2 separate regions of the Homo sapiens genome follow, and region 2 is linked to region 1. The links are chromatin loops, found by intact Hi-C in ENCODE. Cell type or tissue: sigmoid colon. All regions are shown on one strand. Each heading gives the region's core, and the rest is flanking DNA. Links, peaks and the distances in the headings are about the cores only.

The links. Hi-C counts contacts between places; a loop is a spot of excess contacts. Peaks named below come from ENCODE experiments on the same cell type or tissue, not always from the same donor. Only the 100,000 strongest peaks of a DNase experiment are listed, where the experiment ranks them.
Region 2: it touches region 1 in a loop (2.6-fold over the local background); 3 of 110 quality-filtered maps call a loop at or near these places.

What each region holds. Positions count from the first base shown.
Region 1 is chr11:95,701,211-95,709,548 of GRCh38, forward strand. No RefSeq gene overlaps it. Among named protein-coding and RNA genes, the nearest start is that of FAM76B, 84 kb to the right of the region's middle. In sigmoid colon, for the core only: CTCF peaks have their summits at 4,530 (motif pointing left) and 4,730; a DNase peak (open chromatin) is centred at 4,511; H3K27ac peaks cover 200 bases.
Region 2 is chr11:95,291,351-95,299,688 of GRCh38, forward strand. No RefSeq gene overlaps it. Among named protein-coding and RNA genes, the nearest start is that of SESN3, 64 kb to the left of the region's middle. In sigmoid colon, for the core only: no CTCF peak of the experiment used is centred there; a DNase peak (open chromatin) is centred at 4,991; H3K27ac peaks cover 403 bases.

The sequences.
Region 1 (8,338 bases), core at 81-8,080:
AATGTATTAACTTACAAGTAGGATAAAATCTCAACCCTTCACAGTTCCTGATAATTTCCAGACATTATGATTTTTTATGCTGTCAGTAGGAATATTAGGTAGATGAAAACTTGGGAGCTAAAATGTCTTCTCTATCAACATTTAGAAATCGTTAAACATACCTCTCCCTCCTCCTCATTCCCACCTCCATCTAGTCTAATGTACCTTCTTAACCTCAATAATGAAAGGCTCTAATGGCCCATTTATTCAGTAGAGTGGATTTCTAAAACCCATTTTCAGATTACAGTTTGTGTGCCAGGATTACATTTGTTTTTATTAATAGAGAAAAGAGTCGAGCAGCTGACTTTTCAATCATTTAATCAACAAATGCATCCAGAGTACTTTCTTACTACTGTGTTAAGTGCTGCATAAAGCAGCCTCAGTTCCTGAAGCATCTTAACTTCTTTCACTGCAATAAAGAAAAATTTCCCTATAAAAAAGAACCTAAATGCTCAAGCCATTCATTCAGAAAGCAACCAGGAGAAACTTTTTTTTTTTTTTTTTGAGAATCGCTCTGCTGCCCAGGCTGGAGTGCAATGGCACAATCTCGGCTCACTGCAAATTCCGCCTCCCAGGTTCAAGCTATTCTCATGTCTCAGCCTCCTCAGTAGCTGGGATTACAGACGTCCACCACCACGAGGCAGGTGGATCACCTGATGTCAAGGGTTCGAGGCCAACCTGACCAACATGGCAAAATGCCATCTCTACTAAAAAAAAAATTTTTTTTATAAGAAGTCCTTTTTTTTATGTTTTAAATTCTCCTGGGTTATAAGAAGTCTTTTAGGCCAGGAGCAGTGGCTCACACCTGTAATCCCAGAACTTTGGGAGGCCGAGGAGGGTGGCTCACCTGAGGTCGGGAGTTTGAGACCATCCTGGCTAACACAGTGAAACCCCGTCTCTAATAAAAATACAAAAAAATTAGCTGGGCCTGGTGGCGGGCGCCTGTAATCCCAGCTACTCGGGAGGCTGAGGCAGGAGAATGGCAAGAACCCGGGAGTTGGAGTTTGCAGTGAGCCGAGATCGCGCCACTGTACTCCAGCTTGGGTGACAGAGTGAGACTCCGTCTCAAAAAAACCAAAACAAACAAACAAACAAAAAACAAAATTAGCTGACCATGGTGGCACACACCTAGAATCCCAGCTACTCAGGAGGCTGAGGCAGGAGAATTGCTTGAACTCAGGAAGCAGAGTTTGCAGTGAGGCAAAATCCCGCCACTGCACTCCAGCCTGGGTGACAGAGCGAGACTCTGTCAAAAAAAAAAAAAAAGAAGTATTTAAAAAGTATTATCTCTAGTCTATCCCTCTCGCAAACAGAAAGATAACCTCAGGACCCACACTTAATACCCTTCTGAATTTTAAAAACCTCTGACCTTCAGGAAACTCAAAGACTAAAGAGTCCAGACCTACCAAGCAAACATCCTTTAGCTACTACTGATTTATAGTAATAATAAAATAAAACATTGCTATCTGTCATTTCCAGTTAATTCAATTCATGGTGAAGATTATTTACTGGGGGAAAAAGAGCAGTGAGTCATGGCGAGGCTTTAAGAGCTGGGAAAGGAGCCATATGAATACACACACACACACACATTTTCATGTCAGCTTGAATCATGGCATTTTCTAAACAATGGTGCTTAAATGTTAAATCCTAAATGCATTTTACAGTTTAACAAAAACTTTATCACTTATCCTCAATCCTTCTAAGTCTCTGTGTTCCCCCAATTTAGTCCAGAATTTAACCTCTGACCCAACATAATACTGACCACTTCAATTTCAACCAAGTCTTCAGAGAGAGATTTAGGAAAACCAGTGCAACTTGTTTATTTGGTGGGGAGGGGATAAGTGCGAAAACTTACTGGATTATATTCCCAGGGTCCTCAGCAACCACCCATTAAGGCGCTGAAAAGTTTATAGAATAGTCCCAAGTCTTGCATTCTTTCTATGGGGGTGGGGGAGCCCCAAAAGATGTTCTGTTTCCTGTGACCTACCGCACCATTCACAGATGGTTTTTTAGCAATACTGCCTGTTTTCTCTGTGTTGGTTTCTCTTTAGAAGAAGGGCTACCAACATTCAGCAGATAGACAATGACACAGGCTGCACTGCTTGCTCTCTTGGCCTCATTCTCACCCTAATATGAGAAAAGACCTTGTCCCAGGTTTGCATAACTGTGAAACTGCATGTTTTAGGCAAAAACAAAAATGGTTATTCTATGCACACCAAAAAGATGGAGGAAGATGCCTAAGTTGACGGCATTTTCACAATGGAAAGACTTTTAGGTAGTTATTGAGTTGGAATTTGTTCTCTTCTCAATTAAAAGCTAGAGTTATTTATATAACTACTCACACTGCCTCCACTGAATGAGAGAGCTGAAAAAAATGAAGTGAAGCACAGGAAAGAGTTAAGTCATTCCTAGGTGACCAGTGCTGTGAGCTGACTGAAAAAAAGAAAATCTCTAAAAGTTCTAGCATGACACAGATCCAGGCAGTTGTGCTTAGAAGAAGAGTAATGAGAACTAAAGAGATACAGCTGATAGAAACTCATGTTAAGGCGTAAACTCGAAGCAATTGCAGATAGAAAGCCTGAGACTTCTCAAGTAGTTTAAGTGCTCCGATTCAAGAAGTAACCATTCCAATAGAAACCTATGGGGAATGTGGAATAGTGTCACATAAAAGATAATAAAATCACATACTAGAATTAGATGAAAAGGTGGGGGGGAAGTAAAGATCTATACATGGGCCAGGCAGAGACATTTCCTTTAGGTATCCCTGGATAAACCTTTTATCAGTTCTGTAATAACTTAAGATATGAAATACTGCAATTGCTTGACTATATATTATTTGCAGGAGTGGTGGTGGTGTATGTGTGTGTGTTTGTATTTGCTCGTTAAGTACATAGTTGAACCTAGTATATTCCTTGGTTATGGGTTTAATTATTCTCCTTCATTTGTGTAACACCTCATATAAATCCCCCAGTAAGAAAATATCTTGATGGATAATTATCTGGACTGGATCTGCCCAGTGGAAAATCACAACCAAGGTTCTGGTGATCAGGGTAAGCAAATATTAGAAACAGCCCTTCCAGAATGTTGCTTTAGCAGGATTATTCCTATTTGAATATGCCCTACTATATACTGGAAGGCACCAGGCTGCAGAAGAAGGGTCCCAGGAGATTTTGTTGCAGTATGTAACTCTCCTCATAGAGGGTGTGATTTGACAGAACTAAATGGCCTCCCCACCCCCAAATCACCTCCTTCATCAGGCTACCATGTGCCTGAAATTCTTCGCTCCCTTTTTTAAAGTGCAATTAGAGGGAAAGGGGTGATTACAAATTTAGTCATTAGCTTCTACTCAAACACTGATCAGGACATTTCTTCAGATTAACTACCAGGGGATCTTGAATATAGTGAACATATTTTACAAATCTAAAACTGGGTCAAGTGGTTGGACAAGTAAAAATGTAACTATGAACTTTTAAAATTTTTGAATTTATAACAGTACCAGAAGAACTGACATATTAATTTCTCATAGGCATGGAAAAGTGTTATTCTAATGGAGAGGAGAGGGAGGAAAGGCAATGGATCCAGGTGGAATGGAATAGTTCAGGGCCATTATTGCAAGAGAACATCATGGAATTCACAGAGGAATGGGAAGATAGGAAAGGACAGGGAAACAGCTGCTTCTGAAAAACAAAATGTCACAGGGCTGCCCTAGGTGACCCTAATGTTTCCATTTAGCCCTGAATATTTTTACTGCATTCTTCACGGGGGAAAAAAAAAAGTAAAGGAAAAGTAAACAAAGATAAAATATCCTACGCCCTTGAACATAAAATAAGGAGAAAGTGGATGTTCAATCCAACACTTCCTGAGTTTATACTCTGTGTCAACCCCTAAGCCAGGTGCTATCCCTTCACTGGGCCAAGGACCAGGCTATTGGGCATGTGTTACCATAGTGACACGCTACTGAGAACAACCTCATGCCCCACTTATACTGAGTCTTCTAAATATTCCCAAGGTTCCTCTCAAGCAGAAATAGATTTTTCTTCACACTTCTAAGAAAGGACTGTATTTATTTGTTTATGTATTACCATAAAGTTTAGCAATATGATGCAAAAACTAAGTGCTAGGAAAGAAAATATACTTTCATCGGGCATGCCAGGTGTTTTTGTCTGAAAGACTAGCATCTTACCTGACATCTGAGCAGAATATGAAGAGCTCTTAATCAAGTTTTCAATTTCATTTGCCAAGATAAGCTTGCATAATGTCTTTAGGACACAAATTTCCCAGCCTTCACTCCTCAAAACATCATGAAAGAGCTAAATAAAGTGAAAGTGGCAAGTGATACAGGAACTGAGGTATGTCAATTCCTTTAATGGGCTGGGAAGCTCCTGATTTCGAATTTAAGAAAGATACAGCCGCAGTCCGGCCTTGCCTAGAAAGGCATTGCTGGCAGCTCCCGCCCTGGTTAGAGAGCGCCCCCTACTGTTTCTCCTCTTTGTCGGCTCCAAGCATGCCAACACCCAGGCCGACTCACAGTTACAAAGCACCAATTGGACAAGTGTATCCTGGACTGTGAAATAAATTGAGAGGAAGAAAGCGCCAGCCTTGGAGCTGGGCAGAGAGGATCATATTGGAGGTTTGGAAGGAGAATTTCGGATTTCTCCTCACCACCCAGACCCCTGGTCCTAGGATGCCTTCCAGGAAGATCAGACATGGCTTGATTTAAGAGCAGAAGAATCTATCACCCGAATTTCTTTACCTCCTGTCACACATAGAAGTAAGAACAAGAGACAATCAGAAGGAAGTAAAGAACAAGCCAGAGAGACAGAGCAAAGGAGAACCAAGAGAAAGAACCCCAAAGGAAAAGAAGTGGAGAGAAGAACAGAAAAGGAGTCAGGCAGAAAATAATAGAATAGTCTTTATTTCCTTTTCACTCCCTCCTCTTTTTAAAACAATGTTTCTAATGAGCATCTAGTTTCATCTGAAAGTTTTTGAGCGCACTTGTTTACCTTTGCTACAATTTTCAGAGTTTAGCACTTTTGCGGGCTGGGTGTTGGGAGCTGAGGCTCAACTGTCATTGTTCATTTCTGCTGTGATTTTGCACTGATATTTGTATGTCATCATTTAGTCGTTTTGTTGTTTGTTTTTGCCATCAGCTTGTGTTTGTTGCAAGGCAGTTCTGCTGCTGTCTGTCCTCCGCTTCTGGATCCATGTCACTGCTCACACTGCCTCATTGACATCTTTCCAAGACTACATATCAGGACCCAAGCCTAAACAGGTTTCCCTCCCTCTGGAGAAGCACTGTGAGGTGGTGAAGTCCGGCCCCTCCAAGTGATTCTTGAAAGGGGCAGGTAACAAAAAATTATTGAGGGTGTTGGGGAACAGAACCATCATAGGTTTTCTTGTTTAATATACCTAATAAAATATGGAATTGAGAGGGACTAAAGTATTGTCCAAAGTCAAACAGCTTGTAAGTAACAGGATTTGAACCTGTGGATCCCAAAGTTCATTCTTTTCCCTACATTACACTGCCCCAGAGCTCTTGTAGCCCTGCCAATCTAGGCTCACTCCAAGAGAAATATTCCCCACTTGCAAGAGTTCGTAGAACTGTCCACACTACTGAAATTGTTATGTCTCTGGGTTTTCCTTTTAATAGGCACACGTACTCAAATTTGCATAATGTAAATGTAGACAGAGTGTAACTACCATGTAAGCACAACTACCATATAAGTGTTATGAGTGATCCTTTGGAAACAAGCCTAAAAAATCCTGAAATCATATGAAAACAGACACTTTTTATTCTCCTGGGAAGCAGATGACATCATTTTTTATGCAAAGTACACTAAGACAGTAGAGTGCTGGTGAGGTGCTGATAACGCAGCTCTCTGTCGGGAATACGGGAGCCCTAACTTCCAGTGTTTGCTGATTTCTGTGGTGTAAATATTTCCACCATGGCAAAATATAAGCTACTAATATGACATCACTGAATGCAGAACTGGGGAAAATTGTGCTTAGTTAGCTCTTGTGAGCCCACACAAGCTGGCACCGGCATACAACAGCACTAAGGGCCGCGCACCCATCACTGGAATTAGACTGCACGTGCACATCAAGGAAGAGAGCCTGTAGCAAGTACCATGACAAGCAGGATAGGGTGAAGTGTGTCAGTTCTGGAGCCCAACTGCATGTAGGTTTCAAAGCCCAGCTTTGCCATTACTAACTGGGAACTTGTGCAAATTTTTAAAATATTCTGTGTTGCATTCGTATATAAAATGAGGATAGTAATAGTATTTACTTTATAACATTGTTGCAAGAATTAAATGAACTGATGCATGAATAGGGTTTAAAAAGTATTACCTACTGTTATATTTTATGTGTTTAGGAGTATCTTACCCTACTAAAGATCATCTTGGCAATACCTCAAATAAAGTACAAGAAGAATAAGAATGATTGTCACTGTGGACTTCACAATTTCAGTGCTGAACATCAGTGAGAGTGATGGGAGTACTTTCAATCCCTAAGAATAGTTGCTTCTTCAGGCTCAGACACTCAGCTACTCTATGTGCAACCCCCTGCCACCTCCCGCTGTTGCAGAAAAAGCCATGGCAGCTTTTCAACCAAGATTCTTAAGACAGGAGAAAAGTTCCACCCTTAGGTAGACAGCAGGGAACCATACAATAGCTGGATCTACTCGGCACTGAATTGTTTGGAATAAAGAAGATTAAAACACTTTTATGAATGTATGTTCTTCAGTATCTTTTAATTTCTGTTCTTATTATTTTTAAAAAATCTATAAAGGTCTTACTCAGAAAAGTGAGGCCTTCTTAATTCTGGCAGACACTAAGACATACAGTCCTATTCAGAGAGAAAAAAAAAAGCAATGAGTTAACTAGACATATGACAGAATGAATCAATCTTTCTTTTGCTTTTCATGTCTACTTTTTGAAAATGCACATGATTATCTTTTCCATTCTGGGTCTATTCCTAATAAATTACATTTTATATTTTATTACCTCCTGCTTGAAATATTATAATAGCCATCAAAAATAATGTCCAGATTACAGTTTTGTTCATAAGTTATTTTATTTTATTTTTCTGTCTAACACAAGCCAGGCACTGCTTAGGACATGGTGGGGTTGGGGGGTAGGGGTTTGTCCAGCGGTAAAGAGTTGGATATGATTACTGTCCTGAAGGAGCTCACATTGTATTAAGGGAGAGAAACAGTAACAAAATCAACAAATACATGAATATGATAATTTTGGATTGTGGTCATTTGTATGAAGGAAATAAAGAAAGCGATATGGTAGAAAGGAGGCATCAAGGAGGATCTTTTAGGTGAGGTCTCATTTGAGCTGTGAGAAGGAACCAGCCATTTGAAGAGCAAGGAGAAGCATGATCTAGCCGGAGAACTGCAGGATGAAAAGCCATAGGCAGGGAAGAGCTTAGCATGTTACCAGAGCACATTCCTCCTCTTCCATGCCTTCTTTCAGTACCTATTACCCACTCCCTGCTTTATCTTCCTAAAATGTCCTTTAACAGTATCTTTTCTTTTAAAAAGCTGCAATGGCTTCACAATTCCTAGCAATTCAAATTCTTTGCCATGACCTTTGAAGCCCAGAACACTCTACCCCCTCCCACTTTCTGGGCTTTATCTCCCACTAATCCTCTGTACAAAGCCTGCACCAAGTTGGATTCCTCACCATCTCCTATATTGTTTCTCACAGTTTTGCTCATTCCATTTCCATTGGCTTGGCTTCATGACTTAGCCAGAACCCACATATCTTTCAGGGACTAGTTAAAAATGTTTTTATCTCTCCGGCATGCTTTCTTTTGAGTCTTTACAATGCTTCATATCGCTCGTGGTCAATACCAATAACTCATCAATTAAACTACCTAGTTGTTTAATTGTAAGTTTATTTATTTATTTCTCTTGTAAGTTTTATTATTTCATTCATGCCTGGTTCTCTAAGTAGTCGCATGCTTTGGGGGTAACATCCCCAGCAGATTTTTAAGCTCCTGGAGGGCAAGTAGTGATAGCTGATGTTTATTCATATCACACAGCACCAAGAACAAGGCCTTGGGCCTAATACGCCTTTCTCTTGATCTAATCATTTCTTCTCCATGACTTCTCTCATTGCATTTTGCATAATTCCTGAGAGGAACTTATCTCTATAAGAGAGCTCTGAATTCAGTTGTTAATCACGTATCCTGTATGCTTTTAGCCTCACTAAACAGTGGACATTTGCTCTCCAAATGGCTGGTTCCTTCTCATAGCTCAAATAAGACCTCACCCAAGAGAATCTTATTG
Region 2 (8,338 bases), core at 20-8,019, 410 kb before region 1:
AATATAGTGGTGGGGGGAATCACACTTAAAAGCTGTGTGACCTCTGTGAAATTTAAACTTTAATTATCACTTAACCTATGAAAACTCTGCCAATATTATAACAGTAAGTCCCTTCAGAACCATAATTCAATTTCTGCCCGTGGGTTATATGGATAAATACTGTAAGAGGGGAAAATCAATTATGTGAACATTTAAGTGAGCCATAAAATCCAGGATTCCTTCTGGAGATGAGAGTTCCTAAATGTTATTTGAGAATTCCAGGATTATGTCAAAAGAATAATTATACCACCTTACTCTAGAGATAACTAAGGTTGATGACCATGCCTGGTAAGTGAGAATCTGAAAAAGTACAATCATAGTCACGGAATTTATACTGACAGAGAATATTAGAGAGCAAAGAGGCTGATAGAAGTAGCCGCTAAGATTTACTGAGTATTTACTATGGGGTATGCATGGCTTTAGTCCAACCCTTTCTGTTAGAAGTAAGGAAATTGAGGTCTGTGGAGGTAAAAAGACGTAGCCAAGCTGCCCAATTAGGAATGGCCAGAGGCAGAACTAGAACTCAAGATTTCTGACTCTTACTCCAGGGCTTTCCTTCTACTCCAGACTCTTTCTGTGAGCTAGAAGATCCTATCAATCAATCACACCTGCAGACTTTTTTTTTTTTTTTTCCATCACATAAATGTGCTGGGTACAGTGGAAAAAGCATGGACTTTAGACTCCAACCTCGATTTGATCACTTGCTTCTTACTAGAAAGTCTGACCTCCTGAAGGACTGCTGTGTTTCTCCGCCACTTCCTGGAATAAAGTCCAACATCCTTGCTTGGTCTGCAAGGCTGGCGCTGGTGGCTGAGGCTGTACTAATCTCACCAGCTTCACCTTATGATAGTTCCACCTCTGGCCTCTGCTCTACCTGTCCTGGCATGTTTTCCCTTCTTTGAAAGGCCATGCTTCCTTCTGCTGTTGGGGCTCCGTGGTGCTGGTGTGGGGAGTGCTCATTTGCCCCCCTCCTGAGTAATTCCTCGGGTCTCAACTTCAATCTCGCTTCCTCCGGGAGGTCTTCTTGGATCTCCAGATTGGGTTGGCTCCCTCTGCTACTTGTTCTCACAGCATTTTCACTTTCCCTACCATAATTAATTAATTACTTGTGTGGTTGTTGAATTGACACTCCCCTACAAGGATGCAAGCTTTGTGAGGCAGGGACAGGGTCTTTATTGTACATTTTAGTGTCCCCAGTACTGAGGTCCCTAGGAGGCACTTAAATATATGAATGAAGGAACCCACCTCGAACCTCAGTTTTTTTCTTCTATAAAGTAGATATAACAAGCACTGGGGATTGTCAGTGTTAAAAGGCATATTTATTTAAGGTATCCTGTTCAGCACTAGCAGCAGCATAGAACTTGATAAATGTGATTTCCATTTTATGCACCTTCTTCCTTCCAAGACAGTGCTCTGAGGCACCATGACTGCTGAAACATCTTAAAAAAAAAAAGAAAAGGAATTACCTTCTGCATAGTTTAGGTACAAAGTGTATTTTATGAATTCTGTGTCCTTGCATCCTGGTTGCCCACTGATGGTATATGTGGCAGCTTCCCATGAAACAGTGTATTTGATAAAACAGGGCACCTCACTTCCCAGCTGGACAGGATAGCACAGCGCTTACTGTAGGCATCATTCTATCATTCTTTTGGGGTCAGAACATGAAGCTAATCACCCTGCTGAATATGGAACAGATGAAAGGGGCGCAGCTGCTTTTCTCAGCTGGTGAGCTGCTGGAGCTTGAACCAGTGTGGTTTTCAGGTGTCTTTTTCCCCCAAAACCCAGACAGAGTGACAAGGAGGTGGCTCGGATTTGTGCTTACTGAAAGACCCTGGCCATGCTTTCCTTTGGAAGGAAACCCTTAGTTCTCTTCCTTCCCCCACAGCTAGAATCCAGACTGCCTGAAGACAATGAACTTTGTTTCCTTCTCAGCAGGCTCTCCTGTGGATTGTAACTCTCCTGGAAGCCCTTGACCCTCTGCCGCTTTGGAAACTCTGTGAGGAGTATGGGAGAGGAAACTGATAGACAGTTGGGGCCAGTTTTTTGGTTTTTTTTTTTTTTTTTGAGAGAGAGTTTTGCTCTTGTTGCCTAGGCTGGAGTGCAATGGTGCCATCTCAACTCACGGCAACCTCCGCCTCCCGGGTTCAAGCAATTCTCTCGCCTCAGCCTCCCTGGTACCTTGGATTACAGGTATGCGCCACCACGCCTGGCTAATTTTGTAATTTTAGTAGTGATGGGGTTCTCCATGTTGGTCAGGTTGGTCTCGAACTCCCGACCTCAGGTGATCTGCCCGCCTTGACCTCTTAAAGTGCTGGGATTACAGGCGTGAGCCACCATGCCTGGCCTGTTCTTTGTTTTTAACATAAGGAGAGGTGAGATGCAGCATGTTCAGGGATGTTGGCAACAGAGAAGTCATGTCACAAACTCTTTAGGATCAAGCTATGGATGGGTCAAGTTTGGGCTTACATTAAAGGGAAAGGAAACATTTTACTGTAATTTAAGGCAATAAAGCTAGTGTTTAAGGCCATGGGTATGAGATTAGATTTAGAACCAAGACTTGCCATTTATCTGTCTGGCCTTGGGTAATTACTTTACCTTTCGAAAACTCAGTTTACTCATTTGCAAAGTGGACACACTTTTAGTACCTATCTTATAGGGTAGGGATTGGCAAATTTTTTTCTGAAAAGGGCCAGAGGGTAAATATTTTAGGCTTTACAATACAGATAGTCTTCGTATCAAATTCTTTTTGTTTCTTAAACCTTCAAAAATATACAATTATCTTGAGGGCTATGCAAAGCAGTCCCAGGGCCATACTTGGCGTCCCCTGTGCAGGATTAGATGAGTAAGTGAGATAAAATATATAACATTGGACCTAATGTTTTATCTATATATGTTATGTATTGGTCCATTACATTGGACCTAAAACATAGTGAATTCTCAACAAGCAGTCAATGTGATTATTCACACCTGGTGATTGTGTGGAACGCTAACTAAGGGCAACAACCAGAACTTCAGGCTTATAAACTCAGCAACCCTGCCACACACACATCTAACAAAACGTACATTTACAAAGGAAAATGTAACTCATACAAATCGGAACTATTAATATGATCCTCATTATTTGACTTAAAGCATTTGAAAATTAAATATTAAATGCCCCTTTATGGGGGACAGCTGGGTGCCAAGCCTTTGCCATGCACCCCTTGTGTGTTATTTCACCACATTCCTGCTGGGTAGTTTCTATTGTCGCTGTTACAGAAGAAGAGCAGAGGCTTGAGGAAGGAAACTACCCCCGAAAACCAGTTCTGTCTGCCCAGGGCCTTCTAGTCTCTATTCTCTTTTTAATATACATGCATTTGCATCATCTTTTGCTCCCTGACTCTGAAATAGATGGCTGCCTGCTGAATGGAATTTAATGAGTGGTATACTAATTGTATACCTCCTGTGTGCCAAGCCCTGTGCTACGCACTGGAATTTTTTTTGAAGAGATAAAACAGTCTCTCTTGTTAAAGAGTTCAGAGTCTAGCAGGAAAGACACTACCTGTATAGCAAATCATAACATATTATGAAAGCATTCTATCAGTCATGCTTGGCAGAAACTTAACAAGTCAAGTCTTTGTCTTTTGAAGGCCATTGTGACAATGCCTAGATTTGTATTAAAAATATCCAGCTTGGATCCTATCACAATCTCCTACTTCAATATAAAATCTTCATCAGCTCCCTGTTACCCACAGAATGAAGCTCACACTTCTTGGATTCTATTCAAGGCTTTAAACCAAAACTTCCCAGTGGGTGTGCCAGATACGCTGAGAGGCTGATCCACCACAGAGCCTTGTCCTTTTCCCCTGATGTACGCTACACATATGATCATTATTCTACACGTGCCTTAATCTGAAGTTTGGGAAGAACTGTTTTTTACGACCTGTCCCTGACTTACCTTTCCTGCCTAATTGCCCTCAGCTGTCGCAGCGCACATGGTGTCTGCTCACTGATCCTTATACGTTGTCCATGTTTTTCAACCTCCACACCTTTGCTTATGTGGTTGTCTCTGTCTAGAAGTCCTGCCCTACCATTTGACTACTTCTGCATAGCCTGCAAATGCTTTACAACGATAACCAATAAGTTAGGTCTTTCATGAAGAATTGTCCAAGTTCATTGTCCCTTGAACTTTAATACTGTCTTATCTTTTTTATGGCACATGTCCTCTGTTATATCCTTAGTAGTAAAAGGACCTAGTGCTGCTGAGTCCGGCATGCAGTAGGGCTCAGGTGGCCAGCTGGCCAGCCCGCCTGTCTTTCCTGCTCTATTCGTGGAATCTTAGGAAAATTACTTATATCAGTGGCTCTTAAACATGGCTGCACATTAGAATTGCCTGAAAAGGTGTTTTATTTTGTTCTTTAATATCTGGATGACCAGGAAATACCCCAGACCAATTAAATAAAAAACTCTAGAGGGTCGGCTCCAGCGTCAAACCTCCCCAGGTGACTCCGCTATGCAGTCAGGGTCAACAGCCACTGTTTTAAACAATCTGAGCTTTGTTTCCAGGGTTTTTCTAAATATTAAATGCAATGTTTGCAAAAGCTTGGCCCAGTTCCTGGTGCATAGTGAGTGTGCAGTAACTGTTAATTGTTGTATTATATTTTACCCTGGTTTTTCAGTCCATTGCTAATAATGTCTTGCACAGAGTAGGTACTGAATAAACACTGGTTGAATGAACAAATGCTACTTAGGGAGACCTAAGAGGAAGCCCTAGAAGGTTGTTGCTGAGAAATGGCTTCAATGAGGAACTAAAGCTTGTGCCTAGAGAAGAGGCATGGGGTTGGCAGAGGGGCAAGTGTTCTATTCTGGGTGCAGGCAATGGGGTGGAGGGGGGTGTTAGCATTTACAGGCTTTGAAAGCAATAATAAAACCAAATAAAAGTCAGTCTGCTTTTTGTTATCACCATGCACTGGAAATTCCTAGCAACACCAGTGATAAAGTGTTTCTTGCAGGAGCAGACTTCTCCCAACATCCCTGCCCCCCTTCCCCTTACCTTGGTAACCACTGGCCTGTAGCCCAGCAGGAAAGGACTGAAGAGCTCTTATAGTCAGCACTATTAATGAACTAAATGGCTTGAGAAAGAAACAAGGGAACTGTAAATTATATTTATAAATTAAGTCATATAAAGCTGGACTAAGTAATTAAACTGTGCACCCATAATTAAATACTTGTATAGCATTTGGGCTCTGAGACTTCTTTCTGCTGTAATAAACTAGCTTTGACCTCTAAATGGTTGGCGGTCTGTGTGGTGAGCTAATGACTCATACAGAGGTGCTGGGCAGAGTGATGCCAAGGTCACTGTCTAAACAGAAGGATCCTTGAGGGATGCCCATAGAGGTGGTCAAAGCGATGGGTAAGTGATACACAGGGCAAGTGGTAAGTAGAGAGAAATCCTCACACTCCCGCAAACCTATGAGACGCAACGTTAGCATCCTAGATTAGTGAAGGAAGGTCAAGAAGCAGGCTGAACAGAAAGGGAAGGTCTTCCTATTTTCGGCCCCAGACAACCCTCACACTTTCACTTCCTATTCTCCCCTTCTGCTGCCCCACCTAGAGCCCCAGAAGTCAATATGCATTCTTTTAACACAATCTGCTTCTAATGTCTCTCTCTGCCTTTGCCCTTGTCATTCCCTGCATGTCCTTCCCTTCTCCTTTCCTCATTTAGCCATTTAGTCCTTCAAGATTTAGCTCCAGGGTACCTCAGGGAGCATATTTCTGGCTCATTTTGGCAGGTGATAAGTATCCCTCTGGTTCCCACAGTTACACTGAGGTATAATCCTCTACAGAACCTCTCCCCCTATAAGGTCCTAGGGACCAAAGCTCCTCTTACTAGTTCCTAAAAGTTGCTTGGCACAAAGGAAGATGCTTAATACTCATCTGCTAAGTGAGTAAATGAATGAAGGATAGTTCTGTGAAGAAGGAGGTGGTATTCTTATTTTTCAGGTAGAAGAGCTAGACTATAAGCTCTTGAGGCTAGGAGCTATATTTTACTCAATTCTATATGGGCAGCAGCAAGGTGCTCAGCAGACAGAAATTGTTCCATGAATATTTGCTAGGTGAACAGGAGACATCAAAAGGAGATAGGCTTTGGCACAAATTCCCCTTATCCCAGCTCCTCGCCTCCAAATAGAGTAAGCATACTGCTAGCACAGGTGTCAATGTAAACTGGTGTTTACAAAGCATTACTGTCTGTATAGTAAAAAGATGAAAAGAGAGCCAGAGCAGCCTTAAAATAGAGATCACACAAGAAATGAGGAGTCAAGAGGGCACAGTTAGGTTTCAGGGGAGAGTGATCAGCTGTCAGATAAGCTATGCAAATGGTAAGGGAATGTTTTCAGGATGAAAGAAGGAGAGGGGAGAGAACTGGGAGTTGGCGGCACTGAACCAGGAGGTGCTGGGAGGAGTCCAAGGGAGAGACCCAGCTGACTGTGTTGCTCACAAGCACCCAAGTGGTTCAGAGATGTGCCAGGGTTTGAAATCTGCTGGCAGTGGTTAAAGAACTCAGACTCTGGGCTCACATAGAACTGCCTAGGGTAGAGGTCTGCATTGCCATTCCTTATGTGTGACCTTGGGGAAGTTGCATCATATCTCTAAATCTCAGTCTCCTTATATGTATAATGGGAATAAATGTATCTACCTCTTAGTGTAGTTGTGAGAAATCAATGAGTTAATATATATAAGCAGTGCCTGGTACAGAGTAACTGCTCAATAAATATCAGCAGTAATAGTTACATGTAAAATCTAATTTGACATCTGACTCACAGATTCCATGTTTTTCTGTGCCCTTTACCCCAAGAAAGGGGAAAGCCCAAAGGGCCTCTGAGCACCCCTTATTTCTATAGGTAGCAGATATAGGAAGCTGGAGGGAAGAGCATTACACACTTCTTAGGCATTGTTTTTATTAGGGCTTCACTATGTTCATTCTGTTATGAAGTTTTGTGTTCCCCAGTGGGGTGCACAAGAGCCAATTGTGTATCCCTGGGAAAGTGAAGTGACCTCTCTGAGCCTTAGATCACCCATTTGTAAGTTTAGGAGGATTGTTTTTCTGATTCCCTAATGGACTTTCTTATCTAACATTTCATGATGCCACTAAGTCTAAATCAGTCAAGGCCTGAGCTGGGAGTCGGGGGAGAGGTGGGCACTGGCTGGGGACATCCTAGTTGCTTGTAAGGTCAGGGAGCTGCCATGGTTGCGGTCTTCAGTCTCAGAGTTCCAGAGAGTACTCAGAATGGCTGTATATCCTGCACTGGGAGAAGGGCAGAGGGATGAATGTCCCAGCGGGCCTCTGTTCTGGTCGGGCAGTGGCCATGAAACATCTACTGGGGAGCAGGGCAAGTATAAAGAAATATTGCAGGGGGTCCCTGCAGCCATTTGTCTCTCTGCAGCCCTGAATTTACAGGATTGCCAGGTAAGAATTAGATTAGATACTGCAATGTTTTCTCAGACCAGATGTCCTATCGTGTAAATCCCCTCAATATCAACCCTTACGGGCTTAATGAAGTTGCAAGAAAACCCCTGCACTCTCTACTTGAGCCCTCAGATTTATTTAGGTCATCTATAATTTGAGAAAATATCCTTTTCCATACCCAAAGGCTCCTTTCTGTGCTTCTCTCTTTTTCTCTCTCTCTTTCCCTGCAGACATGTTTTTCTGTAAATACTGCAGCTCAGCTCTGAATCACACATCAAAGCATTTCTTCTTCATTCATCTTTTGAGGCCAAATTGCAATTTATAATGTCTGTGGTTTTCACTAATCTGTTTCCATGTCATCTCACTTTAAATCAGCAGAAAGCAGCTCACAATAACACACTGAAGCTGCCCCATGGAAGCGAAGAGTGTAATTTGAGAACGGCATTATTGAGTCTCAGTACCCACAGGTAGAACTGTCTGGGGCCTTTATTATACCCAACATTAATCTCGGTAAACAACTTGTTTTGATGAAAGCTGAAAGCCAGATGAAACAACGAAAATTCATGGTTATCAGAAAACAAAACATGATCCCTTTCTCCTCCCACCTCTTCCTGCACTTTTCTGTGACATCTAAGCCTTTGATAATTTGGGCCCCATAAAGGGAGGGCGGAAGTCAGGCTGTTTGCCTCAAAGAACATGCCGGTAGACCGTTCCAGAACCTTTTGAGAGTGGACATTTGCAGAGCCGGGTCAGAGTCTAGGGCCTGGGAGGAGTCCTGGAGAGCTACAGGTTTTGTGATTTTTTTTTTTTCCCCTCGGAAGAAAGCATTCCTGAAGGCAATTATTATGCCTT